Regions from separate parts of the Homo sapiens genome. Here region 1 is linked to region 2. Evidence: read pairs that join two places in POLR2A ChIA-PET (ENCODE). Cell type or tissue: Caco-2. All regions are shown on one strand.

Region 1 (4,000 bases), 230 kb before region 2:
GAGGAACACTTGGATCTTGCCTGCAGGCAGATGCCCACAGACCCTGCAGGCCGCTTACCAAGATGCTTAACCCATAACCCGACACACAAAAGCAGTTATCTAGATCAAGTTTTTATAATGCAAGTTGTAGGACACTAGAGTTTTAAAAACACCAACCAGGTCAGGAGTCCGCACACTTTATGAAAACCCAAGTATTACGGTATTTAAGAAGAAAAACTGTGCGCGCACACACACACAGCCAGCTTCCAGTTTAGCCAGCTAAGGACCTAAAGCTTCATTAGCAATTATCCCTGCAACTTTAGCAATTCAGTATTCATTTTATACCTAAAAGTCTGTAATCCGAGCTATTGTCTGTAATCCCAGCTACCTGGAAGGCTAAGGCAGGACAATCACTCGAACCCAGGAGGTGGAGGTTGCAGTGAGCCGAGATTGCGCCACTGCACTCCAGCCTGGGCAACAGAGCAAAACTCCATTTAAAAAAAAAAAAAAGACCTAAAACACAGAATTTCAGTAACTAATTCAGAATTCAGTAACTGGAAATAAATGACATCCACTTCTTTTCTCACAAAAGAGAGGGACTGATACTTTTCCAAAGTTCTACAAGCCCCAAGTTGTTCAGGACTTGCATAATGTAAGACTGCAGACAGTGCAGGCGGCTCTACTCTATACATCCCTATATATGCCATGTACACGCCTTTCTGCCCAAAATACATTAGGACACTTGGTGCTCACAGGTGAATAATTCCTTTAACATAGAGAACTGAAAAAAACACTGAAAACCCATCTATTATCAACTGACATTTCAGGAAGGGATATTTTTTAAAAAGCAGGAGAGAATCTCAGGATGAACTCTCTCGAATAAAGGAAGCATTATGAAGTATGTCAGCATCATCATTTTCCCATTGCTGGTGCCAGTTTACGGGCATCTGAGCCCTTCTGAAGAGCAAACACACTCAATCCCGTCAGACATCACATGACAGCACAGACTCAGGAGTTTGGCTACAAGTATCCCAGGAAATCAGGACTGTCTCAAAAAGGCCCAGTCAATGAATTTTTGATATAGGATCCATATTTGTCATTATAAAATGTCTGGATTCCAAACCTACCCCACCACCACCATTTTCTTTACGACCTAGATGGAGTGAGTTTGTTTCCAAAAACTGCAGGATACTGGGTTTTTAAAAGAAAAATAAAGCAACGACCTCCAGATCAAAGACCAGAGATTCCCAACTACTGAGGGACAGTGCCCTGGGAAGCAAGGGCCCTTGGCCAGGTGGGGTCTCGATGCCCTACGTGCCCACCGCAGTGCTTCGTGAATATCACCTAAGTGTTCCTCATGGACGGAGGCTGGGAAGCACTGTTCCAGAAAGTATCACAATTCAAAAAGGAGAGGAGAAAGTTACCCTCAAATTCTTTGTAACAGAAAAACAGAATGTGTACACTGTGGTCCCAATTATTCAATTATAATTGGAAAGTGATCAAAGTCGTTCGGTGACATCTACCCAAATACCATCACTGGTTACTAGCAGTACTCTCCGCAGGGAAAGCCCACGAGGCTGCCAGGACCTGGGCCCGCCCACCTGCGGCCAACTGGGAGCTGCCTGTCACGAGACTCAGCTCGGCGGACCTGCCGCATCTGCTCACCACCGGGCCACCTGGTCTAAGTACGGCACCAAGGACACATCTGCATGGCAGTTGCCTGCAACACCCAGCCTCACCTTGCGCACCACCTCCTCCTCCTCCTGGCGCTTCTCGTAGTGAGCAAAGTCGTCGAAGATGGAGGTTGTGTGCTTGTAGGAACTGATAATTTTCAGCACTTGCTTGGCTTTTTCTAAGGGCACCTCCTGGGTGTCCCGGGAGTTTGTGACCGGTTTGTTGTCGTTATTCTCCAGCCTGATGTGCCGGAGCTGGTTATTGGGTACATCCTTAACAAAAATCCACTGGACATCAAACTTCCCCTTCCACTTGTCCTGAGACCAGACCCCGGCACTGGTGCCGTAGTCCACGGGGGACTTCATCTCGGCCACCCCACAAAAATGCCCACTCCCATTGACGCTGAAGAGCAGGTAGACGGGCCCCTTGCTGCTCATGCAGCGGAAGGCGCTGTCCAGGCGCTTGTTGCCGTGCTCTGTGCTACACCAGATGGAGTACTTAATGGAGCGGTGGATGTCGTCCTCAGAGTAGCTCTTGATGATGAACACACGCCCGCTTTTCAGATTCCACTCAAACTCTTTCGGGTTGTAGCTGTGAGCAGCCTTCAGTTTTTCAAGGACGGGGTGGGATTCGACGCTGGGGGCAGAATTAGGCTGGACGTTTCCAGGAGAGTTGCTATCGCTGCCAGCCCCTCCGCTCTGCCCAAACGCCGCGTTTCTGTTGCGTGGGGCAACCCAGCGGGTCTGGGGTGGCTGCTGAGGGCTCTGATACTGCGGTTGAGCCAAAGCTGGGGGCTGTGCTGGGAGAGGCTGAGCCACCTGCTGGGGCTGTGGGGCAGCCTGTGGAGAGGGTGCCTGCTGGGGGACTGGGGCCTTCGGCACAGGCCCCTTGTTATCCCAGGTGCCAATGTCCATGTTATGCTTTATGGGTGGAGGGGGCAGCCCACCCCCCATGACAGGCCCGCTCTTTGTTTTCATTTTAGGCTGTGGTTTTGCAGGCTTGCTGGCAATGGCAGCCCACGAGGTCGGCTTTGAAACTGGCATGTTCACATTTGTCCCACCGTTGCCAGAAAGGACACCAGTCAGTGCCACGCTGCTGACGACAGAGCCCACCGTCTTGACGGCGGAGGAGCTGACGTCCCCAATCTTCAGGCCAACCATGCCCTGCTCCAGGCTGTTCATCCCGGGGGCCTTGCTGAGGGTGTCGCTGTGAAAGCCTGGCTGCCCATCAACCACCGTGCCACCCAGGGAGCTCGGGGGGTAGGTGTAGCTGCTCCCATACGCGGAGCTCTGGGTCTGCTGACCTTGAGACCCACTTGTCCCCCATGCTGAGAACGCAGGGTTTTCAGGGAAAAAATTGAACCTGTGCTGATAGATGTTGTTCCCCAGGCCCCCAGGCTGCCCAAAAACAGCATCGTGCATAAAATGATGGTCTCCGTTACTGAGCTGTCCGTAGGTGGTGAGGTATGGAATCGGAGGGTCCCCTGCAGTAGACCACGGAGCCTCATTGAGGGAGTAAGGAAATCCAATGGACGGCGGGTAATAGCTGGACAGGTAGGGGTCGCTCATTGAGGGGTAACTGTTACTCTGCAAAAGCAAACGTGACAAGTTACACCACTTCTACAACACGAGATGCTGAGAATGCCAACCGCCTCTTGCTTAAGCACAGGTGGAGCAAAAACAAAACCTGCACAGCATGGGGCTACTCCTTCCAGAAAGAAAGCTGTAGTCGCCAATGTGAGAACCAAATCAAGACAGAGAAATTAATAACGAACACAAACCAGGGTGCCGTCTCAAAATACGAAGCATCATTGGCAAGGCTCTGAATTCAGGCTAAATGACGAAGCTATGCCTCTCTAGAACTGGCAAGGTAGCAGCCCCCTCTACTCTTACCTGCAAAGGAATCCAGAGGTAGAGGAGTAAACCCCTGCCTGCTGACGACAACGCTTATGACAGACACGGACGGCATCATGGGAACTGAAACAGCTTTGTAAGGCAGAGATATTTCCATTGGCAAACCAGGATGTGCAGGGCCGTGAGGCAGTTTGCTCCAGAGAACAGACCCCAAGCTCGCTGATTACTCAGCAGGCCCTGGGCGCCCACCTCTGGGCCTTGACATTCCTCCTGGGACACTCTCCCATACCTGGACCAAAGCTCTCCCAGAATCCTTCAAGGGTGCTTCAGAGGCTCCTTCCACACACCCTTCCTAGCAGATGGCCCCTGCCTCTAAGTCCAAGGGGGTTCACATTCCCATGATTTCCTGGGCACAGCGTTGGGCTCTTGCAGTAGGCCCCTGCACAGAGGGCCCTGGCTGGCTCCAGCTCCTCAGCCAAGAGAAAGCATCCGAA
Region 2 (4,000 bases):
CACTGTGATCCGGGGTTACTTTCCTGCCCCCCACGCCGGAGCCCTAGGTCCTTGATGGGGGACGGGGTCATGGTACTGGTTCCACTCTTGAAGCTTGGGCACCTCGAGCTGCCGGTCCAGAGCAGCCCGGGGAGCAGCTGTCGGTCCAGAGCAGCCCGGGGCGGGGGGCATTTACCTTGAGCTCCCTGGGGAGCGTCCTTGCAACGCACAAAACACAGCACGACCCACGGCCAGGACGATAAAGCAAAGGGGTGAGGAAATGAAAGTGAAGAGAAAGCCGCAGCTCTAACACAAAGGGCAGAAGCAACGCCTCGAAATAAACCACACACAGAACTCCTTTGTGAAAAATACATTTTAAAGAAAAAAAATCAATCAAAATAATGAACAACAAAAAGTGGGGTTTAAGAACAAATGGAAAATAAAAAATGAAACAGTTGCTTGGTGGCAGGTGCCCGGCGGCGGTACCTGTACATGGGCACGGTGACCGTTCGCTCGTAGTACTGCCACGTGGAGTGCAGGTCTGTGCGCGAGAGGTTGGTGGCGTAGAATCTCCAGGCCGACTGCGGAGGGAAAGACAAGGCAGTTGGCGAGGGGCAGGCGGCGAGGGGCGCGCCCAGGAGGGCCGGGCGTGGAGGGAACGGGGCAGAGGGGACCCCCATGCTGTAGGCCAGGCACTCAGGACTCTGGGCCAGCAGGCCAGGCCCCAGTGCTGCATCAGCCCCACAGCCTCAGTTTACCCTCTGTAGGACAGACAGGCAAGCCCGCTTGTCAGACGGTGGGGCCTGAAGGAGGGGAGCGGTTGGGGCTTGACTCGGGGCCCTGAGCGAGCTCGCAGGGAGGCTGTGTTCTTTCCTTTTCATGACTCTTACCTGGCCCCTGGCGGGTATCACCTGTCCTGGGGGTTACCTTCCTGACCTCCTGGTTGGGCCCTGGGCAACCTGAGGCGCTGGGAGTATGGGTAGGGCCAGGGACCTCAGCCTCCAACCTCCCAGGGCGGGGACTCAGCCCGGCTCGGGGCATGAGCCTGTACGTCAGACTGAACCTCGCCTGGCTGGATTTCCGTTCTCTATGCCTTTGTTTTGTTTTGCGGTGCTGAAATAGACATATCCTGAAGTTCACCATGTTAGCCATGTTAAAGCGTGCACTTCAGTAGCGCCTGCACACACAGTGCTGTGCGACCACTGCCCCTATCTAACTCCACACCTCTTCGTCGCCCCCAAATAAACCCCCTCCTACCCCCGACGTTCAGCAGGCGCTCCTGGTTCCTGGTCCCCCAGGCCCTGGCCACCGCCAGGGTGTACGGGGCTCCACGGACTTCCCCGCCCCGGGCATTTCCTGCCAAGGGCATCGCAAGCTGCACGGCCTTCCCCGTCTGGCTCCCTCCACTGAGCGTGACGTCCCCGCGGCCCATCCGCGTCGTAGCAAGGGGCAGCGCCCGCTCCTCCTGATAGGAGGATCGTATGGATAAATCACATTCCGTTCATCCATTAATAGACATTTCAGCTGTTTCCACTTTTTGGTTCCTATGAGTGGTGCTGCTGTGAAATTTGTGTGCACGTTTTTGGTTGAAGGTCTGTTTTCAATTCTTTTGTGTCTGTCTATACCTAGAGGTAGAATGGCCGGGTCACGTGACAACTCCACGTTTACGAACTTTCTGAGAAACAACCGAACTGCTTTCCAGGGTGACTGCATCGCTACATTCCTACCAGCAGGGGGGGCGGTGTCCACACATCCTCACTACGCTGATTTGCCATTTGCTAACATGTCAGCCGCCCTGGCCTGGCGCAGAGGCTCACAACACCTTGGAGGCTGAAGCAGGTGGATCGCCTGAGCCCAGGAGTTCAAGCCCAGCCTGGGAAACATGGCAAAACCCTGCCTTTACTTAAAACAAAAAATTAGCCAGATATGGTGGTGCACACCTGTAGTCCCAGTTACTCAGGAGGCTAAGGTGGGAGGATCGCTTGAACCTGGCAGGTCGAGGCTGCAGTGAGCCAAGATCACACAACTGCACTCCAGCCTGGGCAAGAGAGCAAGTCCCTATCTCAACAACAACAAAAAAAAAAAGTTGGCCATCCTAACGTGGAGCCTGAAGACGGGACTGAACTGCTGCCATCTCAGGATAAAACTCTAACAGGTGAGGAGCAGCATTTATGGATGAGCAAAGTAAGTGGTTTCTTGGGATGGACGGTGAACACTGCAGACAGCAGGGTAAGGTCACTTCTGTCAGGTCCAAACCAACCGAGGCCAGAGAGTACACGGCGGCAGGGCTCACGCCTGCATGGCTGAGATGAGGACAGTGTCAAAGACATTCTAAAATAACCCCACAAGGAATTCCTTATCAGGAATGCAGCAATTCAGACAAGATGCTCTAGGAAGAACACTGGCCCAGCAGCGGCATCTCAACCAGTGAACGGCTGCCAACTCTGGTTTTCAGCCTCAGAGCCAGTGAACTCTGTTTCCAAGCAGCTTATGTGAACTTCTCAGCCAGGGAGAGCTTCCCTGCCCCTCCCTCTCCGGCACATGGGTGGCTCGCCACACTGGCTCATCTCTCGAGAGTCCCCCACCCTCTGGCCACAGTGGTTCATCTCTGGTTATAATCCTTTCTTCTAATTCCCAAATACATTTGACATGTGTGTGGTTTCTTTTTTTTTTTTTTTGGTCGACAGAATCTACTCCAGGCAAAGATGTTGTGAACTGTGTTGAAATGACAAGGAATGAGAACATTATATAAACTTAGTTGATACAGCAGTGGCAGCATTTGAGAGGACTGACTGCGATGCTGAAAGGAGGTCCACTGGGTAAAACGCTATCCAACAGAATCGCATGCTGCAGAGAAATCTTTCGTGAAAGGAAGAGTGAATCGATGCGGCAAACCTCATTCTTGCCTTATTTTAAGAAATCACCACAGCCGGGCGCAGTGGCTCACGCCTGTAATCCCAGCACTTTGGGAGGCCAAGGCGGGAGGATCACGAAGTCAGGAGATCGAGACCATCCTGGCTAACACGGTGAAACCCCGTCTCTACTAAAAATACAAAAAATTAGCCAGGCGTGGTGGTGGGTGCCTGTAGTCCCAGCTACCTGGGAGGCTGAGGCAGGAGAATGGCAGGAACCAGGGAGGTGGAGCTTGCAGTGAGCTGAGATCGCACCACTGCACTCCAGCCTGGGCAACAGAGCGAGACTCCGTCTCAAAAAAAAAAAAAAAATCGCCACAGCCCCAGCCTTCAGCAGCCCCACCTCATCAGCAGTGGCCACCAGCATCGAGGTGAGACCCCCTACCAGCACAAAGATTGCAACTCGCAGAAGGCTCAGGTGATTGTTAGTATTTTTTTAGCAATTAAGTATTTGTAAGTGAAAGTACGTGCAGTGTTTTACTGTTTTTTAGACATAATGCTACTGCACACTTAGTAAGCTATGGCATGGTATAAACATAACTTTTTTTTTTTTTTTTTTTGAGACGGAGTCTCGGGCTGTTTCCCAGGCTGGAATGCAGTGGCGCAATCTCGGCTCACTGCAACCTCCGTCTCCCGGGTTCAAGTGATTCTCCTGCCTCAGCCTCCTGAGTAGCTGGGATTACAGGCGTGTGCCACCACGCCCAGCTAATTTTTTTGTATTTTTAGTAGAGATGGGGTTTCACCATGTTGGCTAAGCTGGTCTCGAACTCCTGACCTCAAGAGATCTGCCTGCCTCAGCCTCCTAAAGTGCTGGGATTACAGGTGGGAGCCACGGTGCCCAGCCTGTAAACATAACTTCCATATGCACTGGGAAACCACGAAATTTGTGTGACTCGCTTTATTGCCGTATCTCTACCGTAGTGGTCTGGAACCACGGCTGCAGGTCCTCTGAGGTGCGCCTGTGGAGAGGCCCAGCTGTGCTCTGGAAATGTGCACCAGCTGCTAAGAGTGACCTTCGAGGGAAGCAGGGCGCATGGGACCCTGGGTGCTCAGACGCTGCTTTTTCTGGCACTATTGTAACCTTTTCACCACACGTACGTGGTCACTTT

Evidence for each region. Peaks named below come from ENCODE experiments on the same cell type or tissue, not always from the same donor. Only the 100,000 strongest peaks of a DNase experiment are listed, where the experiment ranks them.
Region 1: POLR2A ChIA-PET joins it to region 2 with 8 read pairs; 2 of 35 experiments call an interaction of 5 or more read pairs at or near these places.

The regions. Positions count from the first base shown.
Region 1 is chr20:63,200,569-63,204,568 of GRCh38, forward strand. It overlaps YTHDF1 (YTH N6-methyladenosine RNA binding protein F1), which reads right to left. Exons shown (of 5, transcript NM_017798.4): 4 at 1,719-3,239. Among named protein-coding and RNA genes, the nearest start is that of YTHDF1, 14 kb to the right of the region's middle. In Caco-2, no CTCF peak of the experiment used is centred here; DNase peaks (open chromatin) are centred at 2,136 and 2,732.
Region 2 is chr20:63,433,344-63,437,343 of GRCh38, forward strand. KCNQ2 (potassium voltage-gated channel subfamily Q member 2) reads right to left here. Exons shown (of 17, transcript NM_172107.4): 8 at 466-560. It overlaps LOC105372721 (a long non-coding RNA gene), which reads left to right and starts at 2,003. Exons shown (of 2, transcript XR_937000.1): 1 at 2,003-2,134; 2 at 2,667-2,748. In Caco-2, a CTCF peak has its summit at 1,723 (motif pointing right); a DNase peak (open chromatin) is centred at 1,698.